2 separate regions of the Mus musculus genome follow, and region 2 is linked to region 1. The links are chromatin contacts, found by POLR2A ChIA-PET in ENCODE. All regions are on one chromosome and are shown on one strand. The core of a region is the stretch at or near the end of the contact, and the rest is flanking DNA. Distances in the headings are between cores, read along the strand shown.

The links. ChIA-PET counts read pairs that join two places held with the same protein, here RNA polymerase II (POLR2A).
Region 2: POLR2A ChIA-PET joins it to region 1 with 22 read pairs in Patski. The contact joins the promoter of Rpl18 here to the promoter of Kdelr1 in region 1. POLR2A ChIA-PET finds 5 or more read pairs at or near these places in 4 of 5 experiments (Patski and embryonic stem cell).

Annotation. Positions count from the first base shown.
Region 1 is chr7:45,871,196-45,876,123 of GRCm38, forward strand. Kdelr1 (KDEL (Lys-Asp-Glu-Leu) endoplasmic reticulum protein retention receptor 1) reads left to right here and starts at 1,645. Exons shown (of 5, transcript NM_133950.2): 1 at 1,645-1,906; 2 at 2,564-2,664; 3 at 2,848-3,006. The coding sequence starts at 1,816.
Region 2 is chr7:45,716,732-45,722,175 of GRCm38, forward strand. It overlaps Rpl18 (ribosomal protein L18), which reads left to right and starts at 1,340. Exons shown (of 6, transcript NM_009077.2): 1 at 1,340-1,408; 2 at 2,522-2,608; 3 at 2,798-2,905; 4 at 3,189-3,287; 5 at 3,563-3,756; 6 at 3,983-4,104. The coding sequence starts at 1,406. The coding sequence ends at 4,058. Sphk2 (sphingosine kinase 2) reads right to left here and starts at 1,271. Exons shown (of 7, transcript NM_203280.3): 1 at 970-1,271; 2 at 262-332. It overlaps Fam83e (family with sequence similarity 83, member E), which reads left to right and starts at 4,489. Exons shown (of 5, transcript NM_001033170.4): 1 at 4,489-5,444.

The sequences.
Region 1 (4,928 bases), core at 395-2,894:
AGACCTAGAGAGAGGGCTGGGGTCACTGTCACTTGCCCCTTCCCTCTTCTGCACTTCAGCACCCGCCATACTAAGACCCAGCCTGTGAATTTTATGGCTGCAAAGACAGGATGCATGCTGTCTCTCTTGGAGCCAGGAATCTAGACTCCAAGTCCCTTATCCCTTGGACCCAGTTGTCCAGATGCCAGCCCACCTCCCTCATACCCAAGGGACTAGACCCTAGTTCTTTCCCTCTAGACGGATGGGGCTGGATCCCAGTTCTCCTACCTCAGACTGTAGCCCTCCCCTTAAACCTATGGGGCTAGGCTCCCAGTCCCCTCCTCCCTCAGACCTAGATGTCCATACTCGACCCTCTTCTTTCAGGCCTAGGTGGCCAGACTCTGGCACCATTTTCTGTGACCTAGGGGTTAGATCCCAGCCATCCTCCCTCCAAACCAGGGGTCCAGAATCCCTGGATTCCAAGTTGTGGATCTTCTATTTCAGATTTGGGGTCCAATGCCTGGCCCTGTTCTCTCAGAAGCAGGAATTTAGATAACAGCCCTCCTTTCGAAGACCACAGATTCTCCCTTAGTCCTTCTCGATCATACCTGGGGGCCAGGTCTTGAGCAAGTTCCTCACTGAGGGACCACTTGATGAGTGAGGGACTAGTCTCTCACAGCTCTGAGTACACAATTCCCTGGAGGAAAACTGCTTCCTTTGTCACAGACACAGTAATCCTAAACTATAACCCTACTTTTGAGGTTCTGAGGTCCCATAAAGTCACCTGTCCATCTTGCCTCTGGTAGGACAGTCCTTAGTATCTAACATTGGGAGGAGTGTGCTTCAGGATTCCCGGGTCCCTGAGAATGGAAGTTGGAGGTGGAGAAAGAGAGGTGGAGGAGGGGAAGAGAGAGGGAGAATATGAATGTGTAGAGGCGCTGGGACCTAGGCCTGTAGCAGTCGATTGGAGCCCTGCTTCTCGTGCCCTAAGACCTGGGAAGACTCGGGTCATGACAGTTTCTGAAAGAGCCAGGACCTGGCATTTTGGGTCTTAGAAGGAGGATGGAGTTATGGGTGTAGATTCCCAGGTCAGAATGTTGAGCAATAAAGTAATTGTTGGGGATAGGATTGTAGAGGCGGTAGGCTCAGTCAGGATCCCCGAGTGTGTGGCAGTGGGGCCTGGGTTTTCTAACTGAATTGGGACTAGAGATCACAGACAAAGCTAGAAGTCTACCCTCTTAATCTCCAGGATTCTTGTTGTTGTTACTATTAGTATTAATAATTTGTGCAGGAATAGACTGTCACTGTGGAGCCCTAGGCCTGGAACTGGGGGGTCCCTCTGCTTCATCCTCCCAGTACTAAGATTACAGGCTACACCATCACCCAACACAGCACTAGGATCTTTAGATTCAGAACTCAAACTTCAGGATTCCTGTTTAAGGGCAGAGGTTAGACGAACTCTCTACAGTTCCTTACTAAAGAGAAGGCACCTGGGAATGTGGGACCCTAAAGACCCTTCCATCAGTTAGTAGGCTTATTCGATACGACTCTGCAAAGCAGGTTGCAGGCGCCAGAGGGCGCCAGACAGTCAACCCGCCCTTGGGGTGGCGCTACAGCTCAGACTCCTCCCTTCCCACCTCGGCCCTCCTCCCTTTTCTCCCAGCCAGCTTTACCACCAGCTCCGGCCTCGGCTCACCTTCCAGAGCCCCTTCCCCGGAGCTGAGCTACCGAAGGGCTTCTCTCCCGCCCTCAACCCAGCAGCACCGCAGCTCCGGGGCAGCCCGGCCGGCCAGCCTCCCCCCCCACCCAGCTCAGCCCTGCCCGAGTCCCCCAGTCATGAACCTCTTCCGATTCCTGGGAGACCTCTCCCACCTCCTAGCTATCATCTTGTTACTGCTCAAAATCTGGAAGTCCCGATCGTGTGCGGGTGAGAGGCCCCCCCGCGGAGAGGGGGCGGGAGCGGGCCGCTCTGGGGCACCGGGAAGGCTGGAGCTCGGCAGGTCAGAGTCCTCCCGGACTGCCTGCTGGGGATCACTTTTCTAGTTCTAGGGTCACCAGGGGGTCAGCTCCTTTCCCTAGACTAAGGGGTACACATAGTTTGGTGGGGGTGGCTTCGGGCGTTCAGTTCAACCTTCTGCAGCACCCTTTGGGACAGCTCTGGGTGTTCCGGGGCTGGGAACCAGGAGCCATGGCAGGCGGGGAGGTGGCTGGGAGTTGGTGACGTGGACTGTGGAAGGCCAGGAAGGGAGCGGGAGGAAGGTGACCGACTGGGAGGCTGAAGTCAGGCAGGGCTCTCCCTAGGTCCCAGTGTAGGTCTAGACTGTCAGGAGGACCTGAGGGAGACAGAAGGACCGGCGAGGCCTAGCCTGGGATAGAGCCTCGGTCTCTAGTATTTTTGGAGCCGGCTGCCCCCTGCCTGTGGATGGTGGAAAAAGGGCCGAGCTCAGGCTTAAAGGCCTTGGGGAATCGCTGTGGTCTAGAGCTCCAGCCGGCTGGCCCAGGCGCTGCATGTTAGTTTATTATTGCCCCAAGTAGCCCACCTCCAGCTCCCTCCACCCTGCCCTTCGTTCTCTGTCTCAACCAGGCATTTCAGGGAAGAGCCAAGTCCTGTTTGCTGTGGTGTTCACTGCCCGATATCTGGACCTGTTCACCAACTACATTTCACTCTACAACACCTGCATGAAGGTAGAGTTGCAGTCAGCCCCCTGTGGCAGGGTTCCAGGCCAGGGATCAGGGAGGAGTCACCAAAGAGGCTTGGGCCTAGACATATGGTCTGAGGGAGGTGGCTGGGGAACATGATTTCTCTCTCCCTCACCGTGACCTGAGGCCCTACCTGTGAGCTGAGATGCCCTGTTACCCTCTTATCAGGTGGTCTACATAGCTTGTTCCTTTACCACGGTGTGGATGATCTACAGCAAGTTCAAAGCTACTTATGATGGCAACCACGACACTTTCCGGGTGGAGTTCCTCGTCGTTCCTACTGCTATTTTGGCTTTCCTGGTCAACCATGACTTCACCCCTCTGGAGGTAGGTTTCTGCTGGGCCTGTGTGGTGGTTGGGTAGAGGCAGAGTATCTGACAGGAGGCCCTGTCAGGTGTCTTCCTCTACACAGCTTGCTAAGGCCTAAGTTCGTCGGTGGCAGACACTGTGAACATAATCACAACCCAGCATCCCATTTGCTGCTCTGAGCAGTTAATGTACCTGGCGTCTAGAGTGGCACCCCTTAAGTCGTCTGAATGTCCAAGGGCACCTAGTCCAGCAAGAGCTGGGCTGATGAGGGCTAGGAATGGCAAGCAGAGCTCTGCGGTGGGGCCACGTGAGTTTAAATCCCAGTTACACATCCTATTTTTAGTTTGTTTTTTTTTTCCTCTCAGGAAGTGTTGGAGATAGAGTCTAGGGTCTTATGCATGCGAGGCCGGTGCTTTCTTCTGGAGGCACTGTCAATTATTGGTTTTCTAAGATAGGGGCTGGCCTAGAACTTACAGTCCTCTTGCTTCACTGCTTGGATTATAGCTGTCTGTTATCTCCCCTGGTTGGGAGCCCCAATTTCTACTATAATGACTTCAGCCTCTTTGCCTCAGTTTCCCCATTGTAAAATGGTCATGAGAGGGTCACTGGGTTCAGGGTTGCCTGGTGGTTATATGCAGAGACTCTGGAGCTGAGGTACAGGGACTGGAAGCTTGCTTCTTCAGCTGGACAGTGGTGGGACTATGGACCAGTGTACACCTGGGCTTTTTGTAAAATGGGGAAATGAGGGGATGGATAGATGGCTAAAAGGACACACAACCAAAAGGACAAGAGGAAGTCAGTCCCTGCCTCTTAGCATCCTTCTGTAAGGTGCAGGATGGAGCCTAGGCCCTGTGCACCACTGAGCGCTCCAGCCCTCTCAGCTGTGATGGGAGGTTAATGTGTTTGAAGTGGTCTGGTTTGAGATGGGAAAGGACTGGTTAGCATTTGCTGAGGACCTGGCTAGTCTCTATGGTACTTCCACCTCCAGCTGGTGGGTGTTGTGATTTTTAACCCTTTGGTGTTTTGGTTGGGTCTGTATGTGTTCAACTCTTGCCTCATGGGCTGGTGGGAGTCATTAGCTGGAGCCCCTCCCCTTTGCAGCCCACTCCCATCTTACAGGGAGCCGCCCCTGCGTGGTCAGACAGGCTGCGGTTTTCAGCAGAAGCTGAAGTTTGGGAGTCCTCGGACAAGATCTAGCTTTAATGTTTTAGCTACATATTCAAGATACATTTCTTTTTCTTTCCCTCTTATTAAGTCACCATGGAGATTGTCATGGTGGGGTATTTGGGAAAAAAAATTTTTTTTTTTCTTTTTTGTTTGTTTTTGAGATGAGATTTCTCTGTAGCCCTGTCTGCTCTGTAGACCAGACCAGGAGAAAAGTTTTCAATTAGCAATAATTGCACCTTGGATAAACTTCATTGACTATGATACTCCCACTGTGCAAAGCTCAAAATGTGTGAGTAAAAGCACTGTGCAGGCTAAAGTCAGCCTAGGCCCATGGGCCCCTGAAGCAGCAGAGGGAGGGTGGCTGTCGTGCTGGGAGCCCAGCTAGACCCTGCCTGCAAATGGGCCACTACCACTGTGCTGCATGGGCATTACCTAAACCGTCGAGTTACTCCCTACCGCAGCCAGCTTGGGGTTACTGGACTCATTTCCCAGGTTCGGAGACTCACTAAGGTGGGATAGGCAGAGAGGGTGACTGTCTTCTGTTCTCTGAGTCTGTGCTAGTAAATAGTGCACTCTAAGAGGGGAAAATAACTTTTAAGACATGATTCTGCTGTGTAGGCCAGAATAGCCATCAGTTAAAACCAATACTCTTGCTTCAGCCTCCCAAGAGCTGGGAGGGGTACAAGCCTGTACCACCATCGCTCTCCCGGTGCCTGTCTTCAATCTGGGGCAGAAGCAGGTAGATCTCAGCCAAGAACACACAGTGAGACCCT
Region 2 (5,444 bases), core at 90-2,589, 150 kb before region 1:
GTATAGGCGGTTTTCGTAAAGAGTCTTGCTAACTCCCTGTGCAGGGCCAGGTTGGGGTTCTGAAGAGGAGGGCACATTGCAGGCTCAGTATCCCAGAGCCTGCTTCTCTCATCCAGCTGGCCTGTCTTGTACTACCCAAGTTCAGGTACTCCATACCAAAAGAGTGAAGACACTTTCAGGGAAGACACCCTAAAAGGGAGTCTTTTTCATCACTCTCTTTTTCCAAACAAGGAAAAAAAAGCAAAACAGAAAATCACTTACCCAAGATCACAACTTTAAATGGCAGAGCCAGGCCAAGTGTTGAAAGACGGTGATCCCAGCTACTTCGGAGGCTGAAGCAGGAAGAGTGAGTCAAAGCCAGCTGGGGCAACTTTGTGAAACCTTGACTTAAGGGGCGGGGGGGGGGGTGAGTGGGGGACAGAGCTGGCACTAGAACTAGCTTACTAAATGGTGAGGTGCCAACTGTTCAGTTTTGTATCTTTGTCTCTCCTTCTGCCCGGGGTTCCCTCACCATTTTTCCTTCTCACCCTCGGGCCTCCACACCTCCAACCACCGTCATGGTCTCTATTTCAGTCTCTCTGGAGCTTGTTATCTACCCGCTTTCCAAACCGGGAGTTCTGCGTGCCTTCTCTGCACATCAATATGTACATCGAAAATGTTGGGCCAGTTCAACCAGTCTGGTTTAGGAAGGGGGAAAAAAAAAAGGGCTGTCCCTAAGGACGAAAACAAAGGAGAGATCCGAGAAGAGGTCATCTTTAAGGGCAGGGGGAAAAGCTCAACACAAAATATTAAATAATAATAATAATAAGGTATTATGGGTTGAATAGCAGCAAGAAAGTCTCGGGTGAGAGATCTAGTAGGATTTCCTGAACTTCAGTTCTGTTTAGTAAGTTGAGCATAAGGAAAAGGCAGCCGAGAATTTAAGGAAGTGTGAGATGAGCTTTTTCTTCAGGGCGGGATAAGCCTCACCTCCGACACACAGCCCACCGGGTCCTCCGCGAGCCACCGAGAAGCGGTCGGCGTGCGGCCAGAGAGTCACCACGCGACTCGTCCAGCAAGCTCCGATCATGTCTCTGATTCTCCGGTCCCTTTACCCCTGGAGAGTGTTAGAGCAGGGACGGGGAAAGGCCAGAGAGGCTCCGGGTCCCAGCCCTTTCCTCAGGCTGACTTCTCTTTGGTTCTGGAAGCCTCGGTTTACTCGGTCCTCCCACATACCATCGAGAAACCCAAATTGTGGTAGAGCTCCGCGTCGCGCTCATGTGACGTCACCCGTGCACCACAGAGACGCCAGTTCCGGATAGAGTGTCCCGCATTGCGTCACGAGTGCGTCTCGCAGGCCGCTCTTTCCCCGCCCACTCCGGCGCGGTTCCGTCTTTCCGGACCTGGCCGAGCAGGAGGCGCCATCATGGTAAGCTCGCTGAGCGGTCTCCCCGAGTGGCCCATCCGCTGCCATCCTCAGCAAGTCCCGCTCGTAGCGCGACGGAGGGGTGCAGGCGGTGCCAAGGGGAACTGCGGGACAGGCTAGGGCCTTCGATCAGAACTTGCCGGAGCCGGTGGCCGGTCCCGGGAGCCTCCCGAGGCTCGTCGTCTTCCTTACAAAGTTTGGCTCCATGAGCCAGGCTGATTGCAGCTCCCAGTGAGTCCAGTCCGGCCTCGAGCCCACGGCCGCTCCCTCGCACCAATCTTTCGAGTGCTGCGTTTCCAAGCGGGACCGCTGCTCCCAGTGTCCCTGTTTCTTAACTTGCCATTGGGAAGTTGAGTGCTACGATGAGCGGAGCCACTACACGTTGCCGGGTTTGGGGACAAGCGTACGTCAGTCCTTCCCGGAACACTGCTCCTAGTGTGTTTGGTGTGTAGTAATCCTGTCCCTGCCTTGTATGTTGGGAAGACGTTTATGAAGAGCCTTGAAGGTGCAATGAAACCGCTGTTAGTATCAGTAACTACTTCAGGATGCTAACAGCTTGGAAAACGAGTGGGGGATAAAATTAACCCGAGCACTTGGTCTTTCTAGGGTTGATTTGAAGGACGTAGTGTAAGGCTTTGTCACAAACACGTCTCCACGTCTAGAATGTACTGTTGGCTTCTTTTTGACTGTTTTTCAGATTGGGAGCTAGTTTTGAGAACATAAATAAAAGCTAACATCTTTACAGGGATCTGAACTCTCATCCATACTGGGCCCAGAACCAGGGCCTTCACATGCTAAGCAAGAGCTGAGCTCTAAGGGACTCTGAGCCAGCAGCCGCTTGTCTTGTGCAGCTCAGTTTTTACACCGAGACAGTGTTTCAATGAGTTTCTGGACTCTGGGAGGAATGGTCCCAAGCCGAGACAAAAACATCACTTGTGTGTGTTAAGTGAACTTGTCAGGGGTGGGACATGTCTTCTTCCTCTAGTTTGAATCCTTTGAGGTTTGAATTGTCGACTAAGTAGCCTAAAAGTTACAGGTACGAACAGGTATAGATATCATCAAAGATATAGGGCAGTGGTTCTGACAATTGGCTCTATGGTGGTTCACCTCCCTCAGGGTGTTGACATTCGCCACAACAAGGACCGAAAGGTTCGGCGCAAGGAGCCCAAGAGCCAGGACATCTACCTGCGGCTGCTTGTCAAGGTAAGCCCGGGGTGCTACGCCATCTTACAGCTCCCAAAGTGAGTGGGGTGGGGAGAGGGGGGAGCCTGGACACAGTGCCCCAACCCCCCACATCACCAGGAGTTGAGCGGGATGGGAGAGCTGTGGAAGGGTCCTGGCTTGGGGGTGGCGCAGGCAGTCCCATGCTCAATCTTTTCCTTTCCCTTGCAGCTGTACAGGTTTCTGGCCAGACGGACCAACTCCACCTTCAATCAGGTTGTGCTGAAGAGGTTGTTCATGAGCCGAACCAACCGGCCACCTCTGTCCCTGTCCCGCATGGTTAGTAGTCAGCCAGAGGGCGCTTCACATGTTTGGGGGCGGTGGGGTAAGGCCAGCAGAGGATGCGGGCCTCTGTGCTTTGGTCTTTTTCTACCTGGGGATTTCTCTGACCTGGGTCACTTCTGGGGTTGGAAAGAAAGATTTCAACAATCAGTCATAGCTGGCAAGCTCTTGGGGCCCTGTCACTGGGGGGAGGTCGGCCTCAGCCAGTGGAGGTCTTGGCTGTTTGGTCTTCCCGGTGACAGCTTGGCACAGAAAGACTTAACATGCTTGCCCCCATCAGATCCGAAAGATGAAGCTTCCTGGCCGCGAGAACAAGACTGCCGTGGTTGTGGGGACGGTCACAGATGATGTGCGGATTCTGGAAGTTCCCAAGCTGAAGGTAAGTGACCAGCATGGGCCAAAGGGACATGTCTCCAGTCAATTAGGGGGCTTTGCTATGTGCCAGTGGCACCCTGCCATGGGAGCTGTAATCAAAGCTGCTCTTCGTTGTGTCCCCTCACCACTGCAGAATGATGCTTTGGAGTCTGTTTGCCCTGAAAGCATTGAGGATGCTTGCCATCCACTGGGGAGACTTTAGTGGCAGTTGTTTATCAGGGTCTGCTACCGGGGGTGGGCCGTGACAGTCCCCACAGCCTCTGGTGTGTGCCTTCTCAGGTGTGTGCACTGCGGGTGAGCAGCCGGGCCCGGAGTCGCATCCTCAAGGCTGGGGGTAAGATCCTCACCTTTGACCAGCTGGCCCTGGAGTCTCCCAAGGGCCGGGGCACTGTGCTCCTGTCTGGTCCTCGGAAGGGCCGAGAGGTGTACCGACATTTTGGCAAGGCCCCAGGAACCCCACACAGCCATACCAAGTGAGTATCAGAGCTTTGGCTTCAGGTAGTTGTTACCCATAGTGGCCACTAGGATGTCAAGTTCACTTGGGTGGGGGGTGGTCACAAATCTGGGCTAGCCAGGGCCTCTGCCACTTCTGAGGGGTGAGTGGTTATTGCGAAGGCTCTCAGAAGGTTTCCAGTATGACAGGAACAGGTCCTAGTGCCAATGAGCTGGACTTCTCTAACCTCCCTCCTTTCCCCACAGACCCTATGTCCGTTCCAAGGGCCGGAAGTTTGAGCGCGCCAGAGGCCGAAGGGCCAGCAGAGGCTACAAAAACTAACCCTGGATCTTAACTGTTAATAAAAAAAACATTGGATGATGATGGTCCTCTGTGTTCATTCATGAAGTTGGAAAGGGGCAGGGTGGGATGAGGGCCACTAGTGGTGACAGCATTTGATTGGAAGTCAGCACAGACCCATTTTTGGGGAAGGGGGTGGGGCCTGCTCTGGGACCTGCCCTGCACCTGGGCAGCCCCTGCCTGTGCCCGAGCCCCGCCTGCTGGGTGTTGTGTTCACCTGTTTCCTCCTAGGATTAGCTTTTCCCAAGACCTTGGTGTTGGGGGATGTGGGGCAAGGCGTGGGAACAGGTGAGGCCCTGCCTGGGCCAGTCTCTGAGCAAGATGCCTAGTAGTCCCTCCCCCTCTGTTTGCACAAGGGGCTGTGTCCTGACAATTGCTCCCCGTTGGGTGGAGAGCTGCTCAGGAGGAAGTCGGAAGCTCCTGAGCTGGCCCTCAGACCGGGCCGAAGCCTGGGGTCTGTAGGTGGGGGGCCTGGCCTTCTGGATCGCGTGGTGCCAGTTGGCTGGAACCTAATTCAGCTTCACAGGTCCATAGTTCCTGTCCAGGAAGTAGAGTACAGCTTGGAGACTAAGGTTGGCAAGAAACCCAGGCTAGGTTCTCAATCGATCGGAGGACAGTACTCATGGCTGCTAACATCTCGGACTGGTTTTGAGGCTCACAGCCAAGGTAGACTTCAGACTTCAATACCTTGAAGATCCTCACTGAAGGAGACTGGCAAGTGTCTGGGGAGGAGTTGGGGGAGGGGGCAGGGGATAGGTTCTTTCTGACCCTATGACAGGCAGAACTGGGAGAGAGATTAGCCTGTGGGAGCTGGGGTGGTGGGCAAGAAAGTTTACTCAGACTCAGAAACTGCCTCTCCTGCTGTCCTACTGAGATTAATCTCCATGCAATGAAAGGGAGGAAAGAGTGGGTCAGATACCATAGATAAGCCAAAGTGGCAGGCAGTCGAGCCATTGGTCACAAGCAGTAGGGTGACCAAGGACAGGCAAGCAGCCATTTAGCAGAAAATGCTTAGGCTGATGGCCAGACCTGTCAGGGCAGCCAGGTCATCCTGACAGGCCTGGAACAGCCAAGAACCACCTAAAGCTGCCGTAGCTCCAAGTCACAGGTGGTCCTGCGGTTTGGCAGAGGCAAAATGGGAGATGGCTGACTGGCAGGTAGTCAGCAGGCACATGTGATCAGATCCATGGTGTAAGGGTATGGAGAGTCTGTAGGGACTGAGTCGGGCACCTTCAGGGAGCTGTGTGGATGTTTACAGACCTACCCTGGGGGCTTTGGGTGGCCGCATAATATCACAGGACCCCAGATGGTCTATCTCCAAAAGCCATCTAGACCCTCCAGGACCTGGCCTCTGGAGGCCTTGTGTGG